2 separate regions of the Homo sapiens genome follow, and region 2 is linked to region 1. The links are chromatin contacts, found by Hi-C in ENCODE. All regions are on one chromosome and are shown on one strand. Each heading gives the region's core, a stretch centred on a gene start or an enhancer-like site at or near the end of the contact. The rest is flanking DNA. Distances are from core to core; before and after follow the strand shown. Region 1 holds the start of TAAR6 (trace amine associated receptor 6). Region 2 overlaps LOC105378008 (a long non-coding RNA gene).

Region 1 (6,184 bases), core at 3,673-6,172:
TTCTCTCTGAGTCCCAATTTTCTCATTTATAAAATGACCAGACTATAAGATTAATATGAGTTTTGTACCTCTGTTTTTAAACATCAATTGCTAAATAAATATTATTTAACTTTTACCATAGTTCATATATATTTACTTCATTGTTTATGTTCATGCATTCTCTCCCCATCTTGATTTTTAAGTCCTGGAGGGCTAGAATTGTCCTATGGCTCATTTTTGTTTTCTCTAGAGTAGTGCTGTCCAATAGAAATATAATTTAAGCTACATACATAATTTTACATTTTTCTAGTAGCCACATTTTAAAAAGTAAAAAGAGAAAAGAGAAATTAATCTAAATAACATATTTTTATTTAACCCAATACATCCCAAAATTGATAATTTCAACATGTAATCAATATTTTAAAAAGAGACATCTTACATTCTTTTGTTTGTCTTTGAAATCTGGTATATAAATTCTACCTATAGAATATCTCAGCTCAGACTAGCCACATTTCAAGTCCTCAATAACCACATGTTGCTCATGGCTACCATACTGGACAGTGCAGATATAGGGCTTAAAATAGTATGTTGATTGATGGATAGATTGATTGTGACTCTCTTACCCAAATGGTGTGCTTTAGGCCGACTGATCTTATTGGCTATCCTTTTTTGTATGCTTAATTGCATTTGATGCACCACTAAATTTATACCTTTCATGAGATTTTTATTCTGCCTAGAAATTCCTTTTCTACTATTGTTTTTTCTATTTAAACCAATCCTCCACTGCTTAGCTGGTATTATATTCTAAGTTCTCCATGGAACCTTCTGAGATTTTTCAGTCTGCAGCATCCAGTCCCTCCTTCAAAGTCACATAATTTATCCCATTTTACATACTGTACAATTTATCTTATACATCATAATTGACAAAAAAAAACATGTTATGAGTGCTTACTCATTATTATACCATGGGTTGGAAAACCACCTCTACCTTTTAGAAATACAAATTGAATGAAGTGTATTGTATGTGAAAGACCAAAAGACCAATACAAGATTAATAATACATTAGGTAAGAACCAAATCAACGATAGAGATGGTGTTCCTTAAATATTTTCCTTGGACAATAGCTCTGTTATTGAGCTCCTCATATCAAAAGAGTACCCATGGTTTAATAAATGTTTAGAATGCACATTTAAACAAAATTGGACAGGTTTTTGCTAAAACAGGACTTCTCAGAGTCTTTAATATGCCAATATACAGTGTTCTCCAAGAACAGAAAAGAGTATGCAACAGTTCCAAAACATTGTTGAATCAGAAATCTTTTTCCTTGGAGCATTTTATGTGATGACTGTTTTGTAAAGCCTCATTTGAGAAATGTTTCTTAGAAAACAATTATGGGAGCTGAAACTTGAGCAGAGAGGGGAGAATGTCTCCAAACCACAATGGAGGATGCCCAGGAGAAGTAGAGGTGCAGGGTTTGGATGCCAACCTTGGGAGGGTTTAAAAGCGTGACTACTTCTTGCTTCTTGGTGGTTGTTTAGTTGTTTTATTTTCTTTCTTTCTTTTTTTTCTTTTTTTTCTTTTTTTTTTTGATAGAGTTTCACTCTGTCACCCAGGCTGGAGTACAGTGGCATGATCTCGGCTCACTGCAACCTCCACCTCCCAGGTTCAAGAGATTCTCCTGCCTCAGCCTCCCGAGAAGCTGGGACTACAGGCACGTGCCACCACATCCAGATAATTTTTGTATTTTTAGTAGAGACGGGGTTTCACCCTGTTAGCCAGGCTGTTCTCGATCTTTTGACCTTGTGATCCACCCGCCTTGGCCTCCCAAAGTGCTGGGATTACAGGCGTGACCCACCACGCCCAGCCTAGTTGTTTTATTTTCATATTCCCTAAACACTTTGCACTTTCTCAGTTTCTTTGCTCATGCCTGAAAATCGCTTCCCATCCTTTCCCTCCTACAAAAATCCTTCTTAAAATTTAAGGCCCTACTTGAATGCCACTTCTTTAATACATCTCCTTCATTTTCCATCCAGGTCTGAATTCTCCTTTCTCCTGTGTTCCTTAAACACAGCCTTTTATAGCTTAAATTCCCATGCATTCCAAGTCTTAATTACTGGTATTTTGGGTTTTGCCACAAAATATTCTAAGTTCCTGGTTTTCTATTCCTGATCACACTGAACCAAGAGTCTAGTACACACTCAGTCTTCAAAGATATATTCAGAATGAATAAATGAATGACTGTAAGGATAAGTGCTTTGCTGTCTTCACATAGACAGGCTAGAAACTTTATCAAGCAGGAATTGTGTACTCTATATTTTTTGAATAAACTTTTAATTTCAGAATAGTTGTAGAATTACTGAAAAATTGCAAAGATAGTAATGAGAATTCCTATATACCTTGCAAGAAGTTTCTCATTAACATCTTAAACTCATATAGTACATTTGTGATAACTAATGATCCAATATTGTTATCAATATAGCAATAAAATTTCCATTCATTATTCGGATTTCCTCACTTCCCCTAATGTCCCTTTTCTTTCTAGCTTTCCATTTAGGATGCCATACTACGTTTAGTTGTCATGTCTTCTTAGTTTCCTGTAGATCATGACAGTTTCTCATACTTTATTTTTGATGACTGACAGTTTTGAGAAATACTGATCAAATATTATGCAGAATATTCCCGATAAAGTTTCGTCTGACATTTTTCTCATGACTACATGGGGGTTATGGATTTGGGGAAGAAAGGACATAGAGGTAAAAGCCATTCTCATTACATAATGTCAAGAACACACAATAGCCACATGCCTTACTACTACTGATATTGAACCTTAATTACCTGGTTGAGCTAGTGTTCGCCCTTTTTAAAATTTTCAGTGACCAACATTGCTTCTTGCCAGAGTCACAGCTTATTAAAGACAAAAATGGGATGTTATGCCTGTGTCTAAGGCATCTAGCACTGATTTCCATACAATATAGGCACAGGTTTCATGTTTGGTAAATGGAAAAAACATGGATGAATACCTGAATGCTTCTCATTGATGTATATTCCACATGGCTTCTAATCTTGCAAATTCCTTGCTGTAATTAAGTTTTAATATAGAAAAAAAAAGAAAAGAAAGCTAGAGACTGCACTTGAAAGATATCCTCCCTAAAGGAACAAGTAATATTCAATGTGTATGAACTGAATAATGTAACACAGGGCTCTATTCATACCAACTCTTTAAACAGTTTTGTGCAATAGCAAGAACAGCAGCCAAATAATCATCCTAACATCATTCTGGGAAGTACAGTGGCTTCTGCTTCCCACTTTGGGGGAGGAAATAATTACAAGAATGACAGTAACTGGTTTGACAATTACAACAGCCTGGTCAAGATGATGTCTTCATTTGCAAATTGCCCCATACACCCTGAGATCTCTCCCAAGATTGAATAAATTAAATTAATACCTAAAAGGACTCCTGTGGTAAAATAACCAAAGCAAAAGAAACCAATAATTTGATAAAGGCTATTCACAAATGAAATTTTTGGCAGGCTGGGAAAGAGTAGAAAGCTTTGTAAAGAAAAGAGGAAAGGGAATAAATAAAAAAAAAAAAACAAATATTTTTAGGAAAAATACCAGAGCAGAGGGAAGAGTCAATGGATTAAAAGACAAAAAGTGTCTGCAGGGAGTGGGATATGCTGAGCTCTAAAGCAGTTAACAAATAGGAATTTAACATTTGTTAGCCAAGTAAATACTTTTGCAGAAGGGACAGGAAAGTGCACATCTTAACAAGACTGAAAAACATTGATTTGTTTTTCATTTGAAGAGCAATTTATTTGCTATTCATTCATAGTCTTACTTGATTTTTAAAAACTCATTTCGCTTGGTAATTTTAAAGGTATCCTGAACTTCGTCTATACAACTGCTTATATATGTTCAGAAAACAAATTCATGGTTGCTGAACTGTTCTTTAAAACCTGACCAGTTACAATAACTTTTATTGCTTTCCTAAACCATGGGTAAAATAAAGCATAAATCAAAGGATTCATGGCTGAGTTATAATAAGCACACCAACAGCAAATCTCATAAATACAGGCAGGGGTTATAAAGCCCATAAAGGCATCAATTAATGAATCAATGCTATATGGTAACCATGAAATCATAAATGCTACCACTGTGACCCCCAGGGTTTTAGCTGCTTTTCTCTCTCTCCTGGCCACTCTGGCTTTGTAACTCTCTGAGGATGATTCTGTCTTGCTACCAGTATTTTCTATCTTTTTCGCCTGTCGTCTAGCCACAAGAAATATGTTACCATACAGAATTATCATAATAAAGGTAGGTATAAAGAAGGATAGAAAATCTGTCAACACCCAGTTTTGATTTACAACGGTCTGACAACCTCCTATACAGTTTAGGGCATCAGATAATTCCTCCAGCCCATCGTCATAGACACCTGTGTAGAACACAGCACCGCTGTACATGAGGGGCAGGATCCAGGACACGCTGATGCAAATTCCTGACACAGATACGGTGAACTTGGTAGGATAGACCAGGGGGTCAGTAACCGCAATGTACCTGTCGATGGAGATGAAGCACAAGTGAAAGAGAGAAGAGTAACAAAATGCCACATCACAGCAGGTGTGGAAAGTACAAAAACTCCTCCCAAAATACCAGCAGCTCTCCACCGTCCTGACCATGCTGAAGGGCATCACAGTCACACCCACCAAGAAATCAGCGCAGGCCAGAGAGGCAACGAGAAAATTGGTCGGAGAGTGCAGCTGCTTGAAATGGAGGATTGAAATCATCACCAGGAGGTTTCCAAACACAGCCAGCACAGCCCCAAAGCCAAACACTATGTACAGAATCACCCGGGATCCCGGCGAGAAGGGGATTTTCACACAGGACCCATTCACGTTCGCGTAGCACAGCTGCACAGCCACCAGCAGGGATGAATTGCTGCTCATAACGCTGTTATTTACATATGGAGAAGTTTTGTCCTTGTTGATTATCACAAAAAATACAGGATTGTTCCTGATTTTCAGTGCTCCTGCGGAAAAAAACACATATTCACCAGGATGCCAGAGGAAATGATCAGATATTATCTCTAATATAATTTTTCAAGTTTCCATTTTTATTATAAATCCCAAATGTTTATGACAAAATAAAATTTGACAAAAATTATATTGCACAAGATTATTGGAGATTGTTTCAACTGATAAATGTCTCATGCTCTTAATTTGATAAAATTCCTTTTGATTTTAAATATCCTTTCATATTTTATTTTTACCTTTTGAGTTTCTCTGTGCAACAGTCGCTGATATGGAATGTAATTATGGAGCTGAAAGATCACCTCCTGTTATCTTTATCTCTGTTATCTGTCCTGCATTACCGCCTTAAAGATGAAGTCCTTTTAGCTAAATAAATGCCTTCAATGGGAAAATCCCTCGATGGAATCCCTGTAGTGCGCGGTGTGAACTAGTATGATTATTTTCAACAGTGATTACTAGGAAAGTTATTCTACAAAACAGGTCTCTACTCTATATTAAATTCTATTATCATTATTGTTTTAGGCCAAAGATTTGTTTTTCCTTAGTGCATAGACTTGAACCATTCCCTTGTTCCCAATCATAACTTAGCCACCCGGGTTTTTGTTACAAAGATACAATAGGGTGTAAATAGTAAGCATCAATACTTGGCTCTTTCTCTTCTGTTAAGAATCAATTTTCCATCTGCATTGGTTACCAACAAGCAGAAATTATTATAATACATAGTGAGGGGAACTTGAGATTGATAAAATATATTGCATGAAAGCATTAAAGAACGACATGCTGTTTAGACACACCGGCATTTCTGAGATGCTGGTGGAAAGACCAGTCCTCTTCTCAAGACATTGTTACTGGGAACACATCTGCAATGTGTCTGCATCCACATGACAAATGGGCAGTGAGCCCTCTCTCTCTGACTACGCATTTGTTTGCAATTCCTGGTGACTGGCCTTTGTGCTCCCGATGCTAAAAGCAGTCAAAAAAATAAGAATAATGAACAGGAAACTGGAAAATGGGAAGAGAATCCTCAGTAATGTTCCCAACCCTGGAATGTAAAGACACTGCAGAGTGAAGAAAATATTGTTATTATTATATTATTGTCTTCCTGAAGAAGGGTTCAACTCTCTTTCCAGTACAGGGCTGTGACTTTAGAGACATTTGTGAACTTGCTTTTCAAGTTA
Region 2 (7,027 bases), core at 1,452-3,951, 350 kb before region 1:
CAGCTTATATCCAAAAGACAGGGAACAACAAATGCTAGCAAGGATGTGGAGAAAAGGGAACCCTCATACACTGTTGGTGGGAATGTAAATTAGTACAACCACAATGGAGAACAATTTGGAGGTTCCTCAAAAAACTAAAGATTGAGCTATCATATGATCCAGCAATCCCACTGCTGGTTGTATACCCCAAAAAAAGGAAATCAGGATATGGAAGAGATATCTGCACTCCTATGTTTGTCGTGCACTGTTTGCAATAGCTAAGATTTGGAAGCAACCTAAGTGTCCATCAACAGATGAATGGATAAAGAAAATGTAATCCCTATACACAATGGAGTACTATTCAGCCATAAAAAGAGAATGAAATGCAGTCATTTGCAATGGTCCTGGAGATCATTATGTTAAGGATAATAAGCCAGGCACAGAAAGACAAACATCACATGTTCTCACTTATTTGTGGGATCCAAAAATCAAAACAACTGAACTCATGAACATAGAGGAGTAGAAGGATGGTTACCAGAGTCTAGGAAGGGTAATGAAGGGCCGGCAGGGAGGTGGGGATGCTTAATGGGTACAAAAAAGAAAATAGAAAGAATGAATAAGGGCTGGGCATACTGGCTCACACCTGTAATCCTAGCACTTTGGGAGGCTGAGGCAGGTGGCTCACTTAAAGTCAGGAGTTCGAGACCAGCCTTGCCAACATGGTGAAACCTCGTCTCTACTAAAAATACAAAAATTAGCCAGGGATGGTGGTGCACACCTATAATTCCAGCTTCTCTGGAGGCTGAGGCAGGAGAATCGCTTGAACAAGGGAGGAGGTTGCAGTAAGCCAAGATCGTGCCATTGCACTCCAGCCTGGGCAATGGAGCAAGACTCCATCTCAAAAAAAAAAAAAAAAAGGATGAATAAGACCTACAATTTGATAGCACAATAGGGTGACTATAGTTCACTAAGAACTTAATTATACATTTTGAAATAAATAGCCTAACTGGATTGTTTGTAACTCAAAGGATAAATGCTTGAGGAGATGGATACCCCATTCTCCATGATGTGCTTTTTTCATATTGCATGCCTGTATCAAAACATCTTAAGTACCTCATAAATACATACATGTAGTATATACACCACAAAAATAAATAAAATTCTAAAAATTTTTTAAATAAACTCTAAAAAATCAAGTTTATTAAAAATAAGTACTCACACTAAATATATTGTTGCTTTGATGCTAAGAATGATATTTAAAGTTTATGTTGGAAGATGTCTCACCCTGGAACTTTTTAAAAAAATCTGTTTCTTAAACTGCCAGTGACTTCTCCTAAATGGTATTTGGGAAAAGGTTCATGTTGCTTGGGTTGTTGAGTTCTCAAAGGAAAGGTGAGGGATGGAAAAAATTCTAGGTGTTGGTTTTTTCTTCACAGGCTAGCGGCAGAGAGAAAAGAAGAAGTAAAAATTAGTATTGTCTTGATATCAAATTGGTATTTGATAATTGTATGCTTATGTTGAACAAAATTTGGGGAAACTTAGCTTCTCACATAGTGTTCCAACCAACTCAACACCTTCCCCACTTTTGCCCAACTATTCCCTTGACCTCACTAATGCTTTATATGAAGTATATACCTCAGTTTGTGACTTAGAGTACTCCTAAACAAACCTTTCCGCAGATCACATTTGTGTAAATCAAATCACATTCATTATCCTGCAGTAAACGCAGTCTAAAAGGACAGATTCCTCAGTGCTGTGCTTAATCACACCCAAATTTACAAACCCAATAAATCAAGACATCAGTGCATCTGACTGTCTTCTGGTGTAGAACACGTGTGCATTTGCTCCTTAGCAAGTTCATGGTGCTCCAGTACTTGACATAATAAGTCTAGGAGCCACAAAGAAGACTCTCTGAGGAACTGCACGTCTGAAGAGAAGATGTGGGCATGAACTTGAATCAGCTAGAATACTGGGGGTCAGGAGGAAACGAGGAATGAGACTTGTGTTGGGACTTTGGGGGAGTTCTGCAACTATTCAGAAACAGTCTCCAAAACAATCCATTTTATTTCAGTAGAAATTTCTAAATTTCTTAATTTCCCAAGGAACTGACAAATAAGATGATAAAGATAGATATTAGACAAACTAGGGTGAGGAATAACTTTTAAAGTTTCTCTCAATTATTGAGCATTTTAGATGCCCATTATTTTTCTGCCCCAATTCAACTCAAGAAATATAAACACCATGTCTCCCAGATGACATATGTAAGTCACATTCATTATGTCCCCAAACGCTTATATAACAAGCCTTCGGTTTCACAGCAAGTGGCGAAGTTGATGGTAAAATGTTTTTATTTTCCTCCTCCTGGTAGATGCTTGTGTGAAGTGATGGAACTCCTTATCCTACCTTTTATATGCCGTGGCATGTGGGAATGCAGACATAGCAGAGAAGACTTGAGTATATTGAGTGAAGGACCTTAGGTATGGAGAGGTAGAGGACTGGTGAAGGAAGCAGGAAAATTAGTAAATGGCCTTCCTCTCCTGTACTCTGCACTCTAACTTTCAGGAAAAAGTAGTTGTAGTCAATCTCTCAGGGTATTGGTTAATTCTTCCTTCCAGTTTAAATGGTTCATGGGTCAACTGTTGACCTCCTCTGCATAAGACAGCCTTGAGCAATCGCCTCCTGAGCAGCAGGCTGGGCAAGGTTCCACATTCCATGGTCCTTTGCTGGAGGAGTTGGACACAGGAAGAGAGAGAGAGAGCATAAGAGACTACTTGCAGTCCACTAAGCCAAGAGCACTTTTGCTTCTGCATATCTCAAACATCTGAAAGCCTATGCAGGTTTCTGTTTACGGGAGAAACTATCAAGGATGCCAGCAAAATACACACCAGTTTCCTAATTTCCAAGTGTCTATGGCAAAGTAAGAGCTTTCCATTTCCAGCACCAAAATACATAACATTGCATCTGATGTGCTGCTTATTTATTCTCTTTAAACTTTTAATTCAGAAGCTCAACTTGTCTTAAATGGCTTAAAGCCCAAACCAACACAGCAGTTACAGCTCTCTGACATATTGTTTGTAACCAGAAAAATCAGCAAAGCCAGAAGCTTTCTGCTGTGAGCACTTTTGTTTCCCCTCTTTTGTTTTATTAACCTCTCCACAGCTGGTGCAGTCGAAAACACTCTTTCATCACATGCTTAGCAGAAGTTCAAGTGTAGCAGAGAATGCAGCCAAGAATCTGTCTGCTGGATTCACTGTCAGAATGTCATGTTTCACTTCTAACTTAACTCCTATCTGATACAGATGACGGAAACAGACAAAGCAAATCTGCAACAGGAAAGGCTCTCTCTCTGGACCCTCTCAAACTGATTAATAATCCAAGGATTCGAGGACAAGTCAAATAGCAGAGTAGTAATATTTTCACATTAATATAAGAATTCAGGATTCACAGGATTTTCTGCTTGTCCATCCTTTTTTTTTCTGATGTAGTAAACAGCCTACAGATCACAAAGCTACTGAATTATGAAGCAATAATGCACTCTTGTCTGACACTACTTAGAATTTATAAAATAGATTAAAAATTAAAATAGTATCAAAAATTTACCAGACTTCCTGTTTCCTTCTTTATTTTAATGAAGCATTTATATTCCTAGTCTTTGTACATCAATATCTTTTTTGTAGGCTAGGGAGTCTTTATCAGAATTGGTTACTACTCAGGTAAATACACACTTATATACTATTGCTACAAGGTGATTATTGGCTGTTGGAATTTTTTTAATGTCATTAGATGAGTACTCAAGTTACTTTTCTTGGAGAGAGGATACATTTTCAGCAGCATTTCCCAAACTGCCTGGCTTGGGTAAAAGTTTGCCTTTATTATAACAGAAGTATTTTAGCTTCTTTCCTAATATGTTCATAATTATAAAAATACTTCAAATTTAGTGAACTATTGTTGGCTTCATCTCCCAAATGTAGGAACACACAATCCTTTTTCTGTTGTGACATTCAATTCATAAGCACATTAACAGAAATTAAGTATCTCCTAACACTTGAGAAAAGGTAATACCTAAGTGATGTCTCAGCCATCTTATCCTTTCCCCCAGAACTTCCAAACTGCCTCAGGACCCAGGGATCAAAGTGTTAGCACCCGGCAGAGCACGAAACTTTAAGAACTTCAGAAGTCCTGCTGATGGTCCAAGTTCCTGCCATATATATTTCTAAATATTTTTAATATCACTGCTAGTATCATAGTGGAAATATTCATTTTACAAATATTTATTGAGGACTTAATGACATACCAGATACTGTTCTAGGTCCTGGCTGAGCTAGTCCTAAATGACATAGATAAAAATACCTGCAATGAAAAGAAGTGGACAGATTCTGGTTGCGTTTTTGAAATAAAGTAATCAGGACTTGCTGATGGATTTGGTGTAGGGAGAAAGAAGAGAGAGAATTCAAGGAAACCTCATAAGTTTCTTACTCAAGCAACTGCTAGATGAAGGTGCTATTTATTTACATGGGGGAGAATGGGAAGGAGTGGGTTTGCAAAGGTACGTTTCACAGTAGACTTGAATTCACAGAAACATATATGGTAAAACCTATGAGAAAACTTTCAAAAGAACACAGAATCACTTACCCTACCTATGTGCCAATTCTTCATCTATAAATCTGAGACATTAATATCTACCACACATAATTCAAGAGGTTGTGGTAATAATCCAACATGGTAACAGATATGAAGTTATTGTTATTGTTGGAGAAACATGGGTCACTATCACTAACACCATCACCCAGATTTCTGGGAACCATTATATTTGGTTCTTCTAGGCTCTCACCAGATAGGAATGTGGGTGGTGGAAGCTCATAGAACAGAGAAGAGTTGTAACAGTGGAAGGTAAGATCAGCAATTAAAATCTCCCCAAAATTAGGAGACTGTAGAGATGGTCTGTACATCAATTACAACATTTCAGAAATGGTTTCTCAACCAATCACTTTTTTATTATTTATTTATTTTTTTTGAGATGGAGTCTAGCTCTGTCTCCCAGGCTGGAATGAGGTGCTGCAATCTTGGCTCACTGCAACCTCCACTTCCTGGGTTCAAGCGATTCTCCTGTCTCAGCCTCCCAAGTAGCTGGGATTACAGGCACCTGCCACCATGCCTGACTAATTGTTTCACCATGCTCGCCAGGCTAGTCTCGAACTCCAGACCTCAAGTCATCCACCTGCCTCGGCCTCCCAAAGCACTGGGATTACAAGCGTGAGCCACCTTGCTCAGCCCCACTTTTCTTAACATTAATGAAAAACTGGACCAATTTTGACATTGTTTTACATTAGATAAATAGGATTAAGATAAATTGCAATTGGATAAATTGCAATTAAACTGTCTTATCTAATATAATTATGAAAGGCAAGATAAAGGGCAGAGAAAAGGAACAAATGATTTCATTCATATGCCTCACTCATTTTCACATTTCCCCACTCATGACTTTGGGCAAGTTGAGTCTTTGCATCTATAAGACATGGATCATGAATGCACTGATTACACCTTACTGAGTTGTGGAAAGAATCCAAAGAAACAATGCATGTGAGCATGCTATTCGAATGGGTGTTGTTATTTTACCAGCAGAACATATAGAAGGTACACAGTGGAAAAACTATTTGCAGGCTACAGTTAATTATTTGTTTTATATCTTCTTACTTCACCCCATGGCAACCACAGCATCTTGTATGTATTCCAAAGCGTTTACCACCCTTCACTGGATTAAATGAATTATTATTGAAGGTAGCAGATGACAAAAATATCATGTGTCTAATATACTGTACCTAGAGGCTTAAGTTCAAAGCTTTGGCACGATTCCTAAGGTACTTTGCACCTTCCACACCATACCAACCAACCCTTAAAATTCTAAGTAGTTCAAATTCTATGCCAATATTTCTCAGCTTCCTCCTTTCCCCTCTGTTACGGAATGAATAATTTAACTTTCTGAAGCTTAATAAAAAGTAGACAGCATCGTATAGTGGTTGAAAGCATAGAATTAGAGTTAGGCTGCTTGGGTTTGAAACCTAGTTATATGACTAACTTTTAGCAATTTATTTAACCATTTTGTACTCAAGCAAGATAAGGAAACTGATAATACCCATTCCATTTCCAGGGTTGTCATTAGGAGTAAATAAGTTGTTACTTATTTAAAGTGCAGAGAACAGTGCTTGGCACCTAGTATGAATTCAGTAAGCATTAGATGACATTATGTCCTCAGAATATGATATGGCATCTATAATAGAAAAAAAATTAGGCATGGATTTATTCATGTGACTACATCTTAATACTATTGTGTAGAAAATTACTACGGAAGATCCTTGTCACTAAAACAGGAAAGATTTAAAGCTCAGTTAGAATGTTTACATACAAAACGGATTGATTAAACAAACATTTGTGAGATGTATACCAAGCACCAAGGATGGTGTCCATGTAGGGAGTATAAAAGCAAACATACTCAAACCCTGTCCTTGAGCAATTCACGCTGCAGTCAGAAGAATCAGTTAGAATTATTAAAATTAAATGATATTTATTTGTTTATGCTAACCTAATTCCAAACTTTCTTACATAAGTAACACAATGTGAAAGGTGCTAGAACAGACAGAAGCACAGAGAACAGTGTTGTGGAATTCTGAGTAGGTGGCATAACTTGGGGGAAGCCATTTGCAGAGCCATGAAAAGAGGAGGAATTGAAACTGACCTATGGTACTAGATAAAATGGATTAAAAGCACTTCTAAGAAAAGATGATGCTAGGTCAGAGTCTTAAATGATAAGAAGAAACTTTATTAGATCGGACAATTGGGGAGCAAAGGATAGGTATTTACAGGTCAATAAACAAGAAGATGCATGAAAGGATGATGTAACCTGGGGGTCTGTGGAACTAAATATGGCAGAAATGAAGAGTGTGTCTGCACACATGGAAGGAGTTGAGGGTAGAGAGTTTGTCAAGGGTCAAACTATGCACAGTGGGGTACATTAGGTTTAGAAGTGTGGTCTTAGTGCTGAAGTAATGAG

Evidence for each region. A loop is a pair of places that touch in the nucleus more often than their neighbours do.
Region 2: a map with no recorded cell type shows a loop between it and region 1 (2.1-fold over the local background). The contact joins the enhancer-like site here to the promoter of TAAR6 in region 1. A Hi-C loop is called at or near these places in 1 of 37 single-sample maps with no recorded cell type.

The regions. Positions count from the first base shown.
Region 1 is chr6:132,569,060-132,575,243 of GRCh38, reverse strand. TAAR6 (trace amine associated receptor 6) reads right to left here and starts at 4,922. Exons shown (of 1, transcript NM_175067.1): 1 at 3,885-4,922. The coding sequence starts at 4,922. The coding sequence ends at 3,885.
Region 2 is chr6:132,915,330-132,922,356 of GRCh38, reverse strand. It overlaps LOC105378008 (a long non-coding RNA gene), which reads right to left. Exons shown (of 8, transcript XR_001744346.1): 3 at 2,383-2,702; 4 at 1,199-1,416. Among named protein-coding and RNA genes, the nearest start is that of SNORA33, 100 kb to the right of the region's middle. Within about 2 kb of position 2,701, at least 4 of the 41 ENCODE cell types and tissues checked have a DNase peak (open chromatin) inside an H3K27ac peak, as active enhancers do.